Regions from separate parts of the Homo sapiens genome. Here region 1 is linked to region 2. Evidence: read pairs that join two places in POLR2A ChIA-PET (ENCODE). Cell type or tissue: endothelial cell of umbilical vein. All regions are shown on one strand. Links, peaks and the distances in the headings refer to the core of each region. The heading gives the core; the rest is flanking DNA.

What was found. Peaks named below come from ENCODE experiments on the same cell type or tissue, not always from the same donor. Only the 100,000 strongest peaks of a DNase experiment are listed, where the experiment ranks them.
Region 1: POLR2A ChIA-PET joins it to region 2 with 6 read pairs; 2 of 35 experiments call an interaction of 5 or more read pairs at or near these places.

Annotation. Positions count from the first base shown.
Region 1 is chr21:31,564,925-31,569,317 of GRCh38, forward strand. No RefSeq gene overlaps it. Among named protein-coding and RNA genes, the nearest start is that of TIAM1-AS1, 7.9 kb to the left of the region's middle. In endothelial cell of umbilical vein, for the core only: no CTCF peak of the experiment used is centred there; no DNase peak of the experiment used is centred there.
Region 2 is chr21:31,627,719-31,632,111 of GRCh38, forward strand. It overlaps the pseudogene FBXW11P1. Among named protein-coding and RNA genes, the nearest start is that of SOD1, 30 kb to the right of the region's middle. In endothelial cell of umbilical vein, for the core only: no CTCF peak of the experiment used is centred there; a DNase peak (open chromatin) is centred at 2,513.

The DNA.
Region 1 (4,393 bases), core at 292-4,291, 63 kb before region 2:
TTCACATTTGGCTTCCAAGAAGCCTTTATCAAATTATTTCAGTCTTAATTTTGGTTGACATTTTATATATATATATATACGTACGTGTATGTCTTCTGTTGGTTCTGTTTTTTTTTTTTTTTTTTTGGAGAACCCTAATGCACATCCCAATAGTTTTTCCCATAACCATTCAATATTCCTCTGCAGACTTGCTACCCAAAGTGTAGTCTGCGGATCAGCAGCAGTGGCATCGCCTGGTGTCAGAAACACAATCCCAGACACCAAGCCAGACACTTAACTCAAATCTACGTCTTAACACTCAGGTGATATATCTGTGTATAAAGTTTGAGAAGTACCTCATAACTTCTTTGGGGTTTATTTATTTATTTATTTATATTGAAACAGGGTCTTGCTCTGCCACCCAGGCTAGAGTACAATGGTGGAACTCGACTCACTGCAACTTCTGCCTCCCGGATTCAAGCGGTTCTCCTGCCTCAGCCTCTCAAGTAGCTGGGATTCCAGGCGCATGCCACCATGCCCAGCTAATTTTTTGTACTTTTAGTAGAGACGAGGTTTCACCATGTGGCCCAGGCTGGTCTTGAACTCCTGAGCTCAGCTGATCCGCCCGCCTCAGCCTCCCAAAGTGCTAGGATTACTGGTGTGAGCCACCGTGCCCAGACACTTTGGGGTTTTTTGTTTGTTTGTTTTTGTTTTTGAGACAAGGTCTCACTCTGTTGCCCAGGCTGGAGTACAGTGGCGTGATCTCAGCTCACTGCAACCTCCACCTCCTGGGTTCAAGCGATTCTCCTGCCTCAGCCTCCCAAGTAGCAGCGACTACAGGCACGCGCCATCATGCCCGGATAATTTTTTTGTATTTTTTTTGGTAGGGATAGCGTTTCACTGTGTTGGCCAGGCTGGTCTCAAACTCGTGGCCTCAAGTGATCTGCCCACCTCGGCCCCCCAAAGTGCTGGGATTACAGGCATTAGCCACCGCACCAGGCCACGTCATCACTTCTTTGAAAATGCAAAACCACCTGGGAAGAATAACAATATTAAAAACAACTGCTTGGTAAAGGAATTTGTTTAATCAAGGCTTTCTTACCTGAGGACAGATTTTTGGGAGTCGGGTGAAAGGACCTAGAAAAGAAATCAAGAAGTCAGGATATTTTCCCAGCAATGATAGGTCTTCAATTATAAAGAAGAGAGCAAGGAAGCCTCAATATGCAAACTAGCATATCCAACTAATACAGATAAACTCAAGGTCAGAGAGGCAGGACTGGGCAAATCAGGCCACACTACATTCACAGAGCTAAGCAGTGCCCCCTCTTTGTAATTTGCTTTATTGCATTTTATTTTCTGTGTTTTCACTGAAATGGCAGTTTATGGAGAAACTCTCCCACTTGGCTGTGAACAGGCTCTAAGCAACAGCAACACTTCTGCAGAATTGGCAGGGACAGTGCTATGGAATATTTCACAAACTTCAAGGCAAAGGGACAAACAAACAACCAAAAAAAAAAAAAAAAAACACCCTCAAAATGTATTTTCAGAGGAAAGAACTTTCACTGGGAAGGGACCCATGGATCTCCAAAAGAAAACCAATTTGGTTTCATTTTTTTCTGCTTCTGCACTCCAGCCTGATGATTAATTCATCAGCATGGGACAGAACAAAAGCTCCTCTTAAACTGTAACTACTACATGGGGTGGGTTTCTATGATGATGTTGCAGATCTTGGCCTAATGGGCTTTCTCTTCACTGACACACAAGGTTCAATATTCCTGCCCCACCCACCATGAGGTGAGAGTTGAAGCTGCCCCCTTTCCCACCTCCTCCAGCGCCCGGACAAGGCACGATGCAGGGACACGCAGGGCACGTGCCTGCAACTCCACCTGCCTCAAACCATGTGTTTACTCTCTATCCTGTAGAAGTGTCATCGCTCCCCCAGCCTAACAGAATGACATGGAAAAGGCTGGAATGTAGCCACACTGCCTCAGCAAAACAATCCCTAGGCTTAGAGACGCTGCTGTCCACAGGCAAGCAAACTGGGACAGTGGAGCCACAGAAATGTGCCTCTCTTCTTGGGGGTAGGGTGACAGCTTCAGTTTCTATCTATATGGAGTTATTGCCCTTTCTCTGTCTCTCTCTCTCTCTCCCCCACCTCTCTCCTTCTCTCCCTCTCCCTAAAGAGGCAGTAGTTAAAGGCAAAGAGCCTGGTGATTAAAAAGCAGACTCTGCCCTAAATCAGACCTTTCTTCTGTCCCTTACCAGCTGTGTGACCTTGGCAAGTTAGTTAACATCTCTGTGCTTCATTGCCCTCATCTGTAAAATGAGGCTTATAGGCCGGGCACGGTGGCTCACGCCTGTAATCCCAGTACTTTGGGAGGCCGAGGCGGGCAGATCACAAGGTCAGGAGATCGAGACCATCCTGGCTACCATGGTGAAACCCCATCTCTACTAAAAATACATAAAAAAAAAAAATTAGCTGGGCGTGGTGGTGGGCTCCTGTAGTCCCAGCTACTCGGGAGGTTGAGGCAGGAGAATGGCGTGAACCCAGGAGGCAGCGCTTGCAGTGAGCCAGGATCACGCTCACTGCACTCCAGCCTGGGAGACAGAGCGAGACTCCGTTTCAAAAAAAAAAAAATGAGGCTTATAATAGTAGTGTACTTCTGATAGGGATGTTATAGGGATGGAATGAGTTGATGCAGTAAAGAACTTAGTACCTGGCCTGTGTTAGAGACACTATGGATCCCTGGCTCATCTACAAAAAGCCAGACTCACTATCCAAAGGCATAGTAAGGCCAGGTGTAGTGGCCTCCCAAATCCTAGCACTTTGGGAGGCCAAGGTGGGCAGGTCACTTGAGGTCAGGAGCTTGAGACCAGCCTGACCAACATAGTGAAACCTCATCTCTACAAAAAATACAAAAATTAGCAGGGCATGGTGATGGACACTTGTGGTCCTGGCTACTCAGGAGGCTGAGGCAGGAGAATCGCTTGAACCTGGGAGGCAGAGGTTGCAGTGAGCCGAGATTGCACCACTGCACTCCAGCCTGGGCGACAGAGTAAGACTCAGTCTCAAAAAAATAAAATAAATGCGTACTAGGTTCCTCTCTCTAGAGCCCCCAAAAGTCTCCTGAAATCAACCTGTCCATAATCTCATCATATTCACCCCACCCCATTCCCCAAACAAGAATAAACAAATCCCACTGATCTCTTCTTCCATTTTTCAGACAGGCAGTTCTTAGCCTTACCATCTAATGGAGGTACTGCCCAGGCTGGAAGAATGGGAGGCAGCTTTGACTTAACCTCCCCCTTTACCTTTCATCTGATAAATGCTGAAGCAGTTTCTGGATCTCTCTTCAGAATGACTCTGGACCCCATTTCTCCACAGGCCTCTGCTGCTCCCTGAGCCTCCTTTATTTTAGATTTTAGATTTAGGACAGGGTCTCGCTCTGTCACCCAGGCTGGAGTGTGGTGGCACGATCACGGCTCACTGCAGCCTTAACTTCCCAGGTTCAAGTGATCCTCCCGCCTCAACCTCCTGAGTAGCTGGGACTACAGGCAGGAGCTACCAAGCCTGGCCAATTTTTTAATTTTTTTGTAGAAAGGGAGGTCACATTAGGCTCCCCAGGCTGGTCTTGAACTCCTGTGCTCAAGCAGTCCTCCCACCTCCATCTCCCAAAGTGCTGGGATGACAGGTGTGACACACCGCGCCCCGAGCCTTCTTTAGAAGGTACAGAATGTGCACTGATTAGAGATGTGTGGTGATTTAACAAACATTTAAAACTGCCTGTTTTGTGCAATGTAACAGACCGGGGCTGAAGGAAAGGAGAAATACAGAGACACACTACAGACACACATAGTGATAGAGGAGGGTCAGCAGGGAAAGCAAGAACCAACATACTGCCAGGCCAGGCAGCTCAGCGCTGTGCAGGGGCTGATGTGGTGAGCACTTGCTTCAGTTTCCCACATCAGCAATGTCCTCCCGATGATGGTGCCCAACAGCAGGGTCCTTAGATAGTAAGGCTAAGAACTGCCTGCCTGGGAAACCAAAGAAGAGATCAGTGGGATTTGTTTGTTCTCGTTTGGGGAATGGGGTGGGGTGGATATGAGATGACGGACAGGTTGATTTCAGGAGATTTTTGGGGGGCTCTAGGAAGAGAATCCTAGTATGCCTTTTAATTTTATTTTTTTTTTAGACTGAATCTCACTCTGTTGAGGTTTGAGTTTACTAATTAAGTACTATATTACTTGCTGCAGGCCACCATAACAGAATACCTTAGACCGCGTGGCTTAAACAGCAGACATTCACTGTCTCCCAGTTCTGGAGACTAGAAGTTCAAGATCAAGGTGCCAGCAGATTTGGTTTCTCCCAAGGCCTCTCTTCTTGCCAGCCAAGAAGAGAGGCCTTCTTGCCTTC
Region 2 (4,393 bases), core at 293-4,292:
CACAGCAATGGAGCGGTCCTTGGAACAGGTCACCATCAGTCCACTGCTGAAGCGTAAGTGCAGTACATCCTCATTGTGGTGGATTAATGTGTTAAGAACTTCACCCGTGTTCACTTCCCACACTCTCACCGTAGAATCCGAAGAGCCAGTTACAATGACACGCTCATCCTACTGCAGATAGAGGACAGAACCTGTGTGGCCATTAACACTTTCAAACATTCCAGGCTGGTTTTATCCCAAATCTTAATTATCTTGTAGGCCACTGATAATTTTTTCATCATCGTACTGTAAACCATAGACACCTTTACTATTTTCAGAGTGGTACTGAATCCTCTGCAAGCTGTGTCGGCCACACCGCTAGGTGGATTCTATAGTCTCTATATCCTGGATAATGTTTGGGTATAATGACCTATAAAATGAATTTGGAGGGCTAGATATGGGTCTGTTTTGAAACAGGTACTGATCCCACCCTCTTCTTTCTGAAAGTCCTTTCCATAGGGGATCAGTGTGTACCATTCGTTCAATCAGCTTCTTCCAAAGCATTCATTCTGAGATCAATCCCTGCCATCCTTTACATACCAGCTCTGCTGCACACAGAGACCTGGTAACCAGGTACAAAAGAATGTTTTCTGCTATGTGATCTAAGCCTTGCTCGGGTAAAGCAGTAATAAAGTCCTGCTGCAACATGGGCTTCAGGTAAGAGTTGATACGTCCATGGTGATAATGACACATTCGTGAAATAAGATGTTCCACAAATTCCAACTGATCTGATTCAGACCCCTGGTTAAAATATTGAATATACAAGTCTTTTTCTTTTTGGTAGTTTCCTTCTGATGGCCTCTTTCTGGAGATGATCACAAATGATGTTCCATTACTTATCTGCCAAGGAGTATTTTTCTTTGGGGACTTATCTTCATCTTGATCTTCCAGAACTGAAGTGTTAGTTCCACATGGCTGGGGAGGCCTCATAATCACGGCAGAAGGCAAGGAGGAGCAGGTCACATCTTACGTGCAATGGCAGCAAGCAAAGAGAGAGAAGCTTGTGCAGGGAAACTCCCCTTTTTTAAAAACATCCGATCTCAACCAGGTGCGGTGGCTCATGCCTGTAATCCCAGCACTTTGGGAGGCCGAGGTGGGTGGATCACCTGAGGTCAGGAGTTTGAGACCAGCCTGACCAATGGAGAAACCCCATCTCTACTAAAAATACAAAATTAGCCGGGCATGGTGGTACATACCTGTAATCCCAGCAACTTGGGAGGCTGAGGCAGGAGAATCGCTTGAACTTGGGAGATAGAGGTTGCAGTGAGCCAAGATTGTGCCACTGCACTCCAGCCTGGGTGACAGAGTGAGACTCCATCTCAAAAAAAAAAAAAAAAATTACAAAAGTAATACATATTCACAATTAAGAAAAACAATTAAATAGAAAAAAGAGCAAAAATGATTACCTGGGCATGGTGGCAGGCGCCTGTAATCCCAGCTACTTGGGAGGCTGAGGTAGAAAAATTGCTTGAACCCAGGAGGTGGAGGTTGCAGTGAGCTGAGACTGCACCATTGCACTCCAGCCTGGGCAACAAGAGCGAAACTTCATCTCAAAAGAAGAAGAAGAAGACAAAGAACAGAGAGCAAAAATAAAATGTACAAGTCCTTCTCCTTCCCATAACTCCCCCTCGCAGGCCTGCCTTCCGCTAGCCATCTCCTGGACTTCCTCAGGCTTGACCCTGGCATCCAGGGTTTCTCCCTTACTGGCAGGCAACACCCACATTCCAGGTGGGCTTCTTTGGAAGCAGAGTTACTTGCCTTGAGTTGGAGGGGTGGGGTGGAAAATCATCCCTTCCCCACAAGCTAACCACACTCTTCACAGAAAGGATTGCTCTGATGTGCCTATGGATCCTCCCTTTCCCCTTGACAGCCTGCAGGAAAGGAATGGGTTCCAGGTCAGAGAATTGGTCCTGCCACCTCTTAGCAAGTTATGTGGGGTTGCCTTTACTCCTCACTTTGAAATGTCAGCGGCTTGTCACTTGTCACTTATATTCTCGGTTTGAGGCTTCAGCTGACATCCTCAGACAAGAGTCTGTTATGGTCTTTCAAATCTAGGGGTCCGTAGATTGACCACCTAAGACCATATTTGTCCCAGTGGCCATTTCATAGTTGGCTCACTCTTTCTCCAGCATGAACGTGACATGATCAAAATTATGACTGCCCTTCATAAGGGTCATTCTGGCTGCCCTAAAGGGACTTTGCTAGCATCTCTGGCTTCCATGCCTACTCAATTAGAAACTTTCCATCTTTGTCCAGTTTTAACAGACTGAGATCTTGGCCAAGCCTAAAATCTGAGGTTCTCACCTATCATCTCCATGAATGAACAACAAATACTACCTACTTTGCTGATTTCTATGACTCAAATATCCTTTCATTAGCAAAATGCGGAATTACAGAATGGAAGCAGCTTGCATTTTGTTTTGATATGGACTTATTCATCAAATATTTATTAGAGTTGACTCTGTGCTGGCACTATGCCTGGACTGGAGGTTTAATAATGAACAAGACAGGCAAGGTTAAATTTGACGAAAGGCCAGATGCGGTGACTCATGCCTGTAATCCTAGCACTTTGAGAGGCCAAGGCGGGTGGATCGCTTAAGCCCAGGAGCTCGAGACCTGCCTGGGCAACATGGCAAGACCTCGTCTCTACAAAAAATACAAAAATTAGCTGGGCATGGTAGTGTGCGCCTGTAGTCCCAGCTACTTGGAAGACTGAGGTGGGAAGTTCCTTTAAGTCTGGGAGGCAGTGAGCTGAGACCATGCCACTGCACTCCAGCCTGGGAGACAGAGTGAGACCTTGTCTCAAAAAACAAATGGACAAAAGATACCCCTGTGAGCTAGCTTTCAGTTCTGGAGGAAAAAATTCTCTAGGAACTGAAAATCTTAACTTAGTCTCCATGATAACTGAATCTTACCTCTTGTAAAATTTGCCTTAATAGTATTTTTAATAGTTAAAGCATTTAAAATTTTTATGTTGGATTTATTTTATTTCATTTTGGAACTCGGGTTCCAAAGGTAGATTTAATCATACTCCTCAATTTGTGGCACACTTAAAAAAAAGAATAACTTTATTGTGGTAAGAATACTTAACATGAAAGCTACCCTCTTAATACGTTTTCAAGTATACAATACAGTATTGCTAAATATAAGTACAGTGTTGTACAGCAGGTCTCTAGGGCTCATTCATCTTGCTTAACTGACACTTTATGCCTGTTGATTAGAAACTTTCCATTGAGGCCGGGCATAGTGGCTCATGCCTGTAATCCTAGCACTTTGGGAGGCTGAAGCAGGTGGATCACCTGAGGTCAGGAGTTGAGACTGGCCTGGCCAACATGGTGAAACCCCATCTCTACTAAAAATACAAAAATTAGCCAGGTGTGGTGGTGCGCACCTGTAATCCCAGCTACTCGGGAGGCTGAGGCGGGAGGATCACTTGAACCTGAGAGGTTGAGCTTGAAGTGAGCCAAGATCACACCACTGCACTCCAGCCTGGGTGAGATAGCAAGACTCTGTCTCAAAAACAAAGAAAAAAGAAACTTTCCATTGATCTTTCCCCAGCCCCTGGCAACTACCGTTTCACTTTTGTATTCCATGAATTGGCCTATTTTAGATACTAATTTTAAGTGGAATCATGCAGTATTTGTTCTTCTGTGACTGGCTTATTTCACTTAGCATAATGTCTCAAAGTTCATCCATGTAGTCCCATATTGCAGAAGTTTCTTCTTTTCTAAGGCTGAATAATAACATTCCACTGCATGTGTATTCCACACTTTCTTTATCCACTCATTTGCTAATGGACAGTTGGGCTGTTTCTGTATCTTGGCTATTATGAATAATTCTGCAATGAATATGGCAGTGTTAATAACTCTTGGAGATTCCAGTTTCAATCCTTTTGGATCAATACCCATAAGTTGAATTGCTGGGTCATATGGTAGTTCTATTTTTAATTAATTAATTAATTAATTTTTTTTTTTGAGAAGGAGTCTCACTCTTGTTGCCCAGGCTGATGTGCAATGGCACGATCTCGGCTCACTGCAACCCCCACCTCCTGGGTTCAATCGATTCTTCTGCCTCAGCCTTCTGAGTAGCTGGGATTACAGGCATGCCCCCAGCTAATTTTTTTTTTTTTTTTTTTTTTTTTTGTATTTTTAGTAGAGATGGGGTTTCACCATGTTGGTCAGGCTGGTCTGGAACTCCTGACCTCAGGTGATTCGCCCACCTTGGCCTCCCGAAGTGCTGGAATTACAGGCATGAGCCACTGCGCCCGGCCCTATCTTTAATTTTTTGAGGAACCTCTATGCTATTTTTCATAGCGGTTGCACCATTTTGCATTCCCATCTACAGCGTAAGAGGA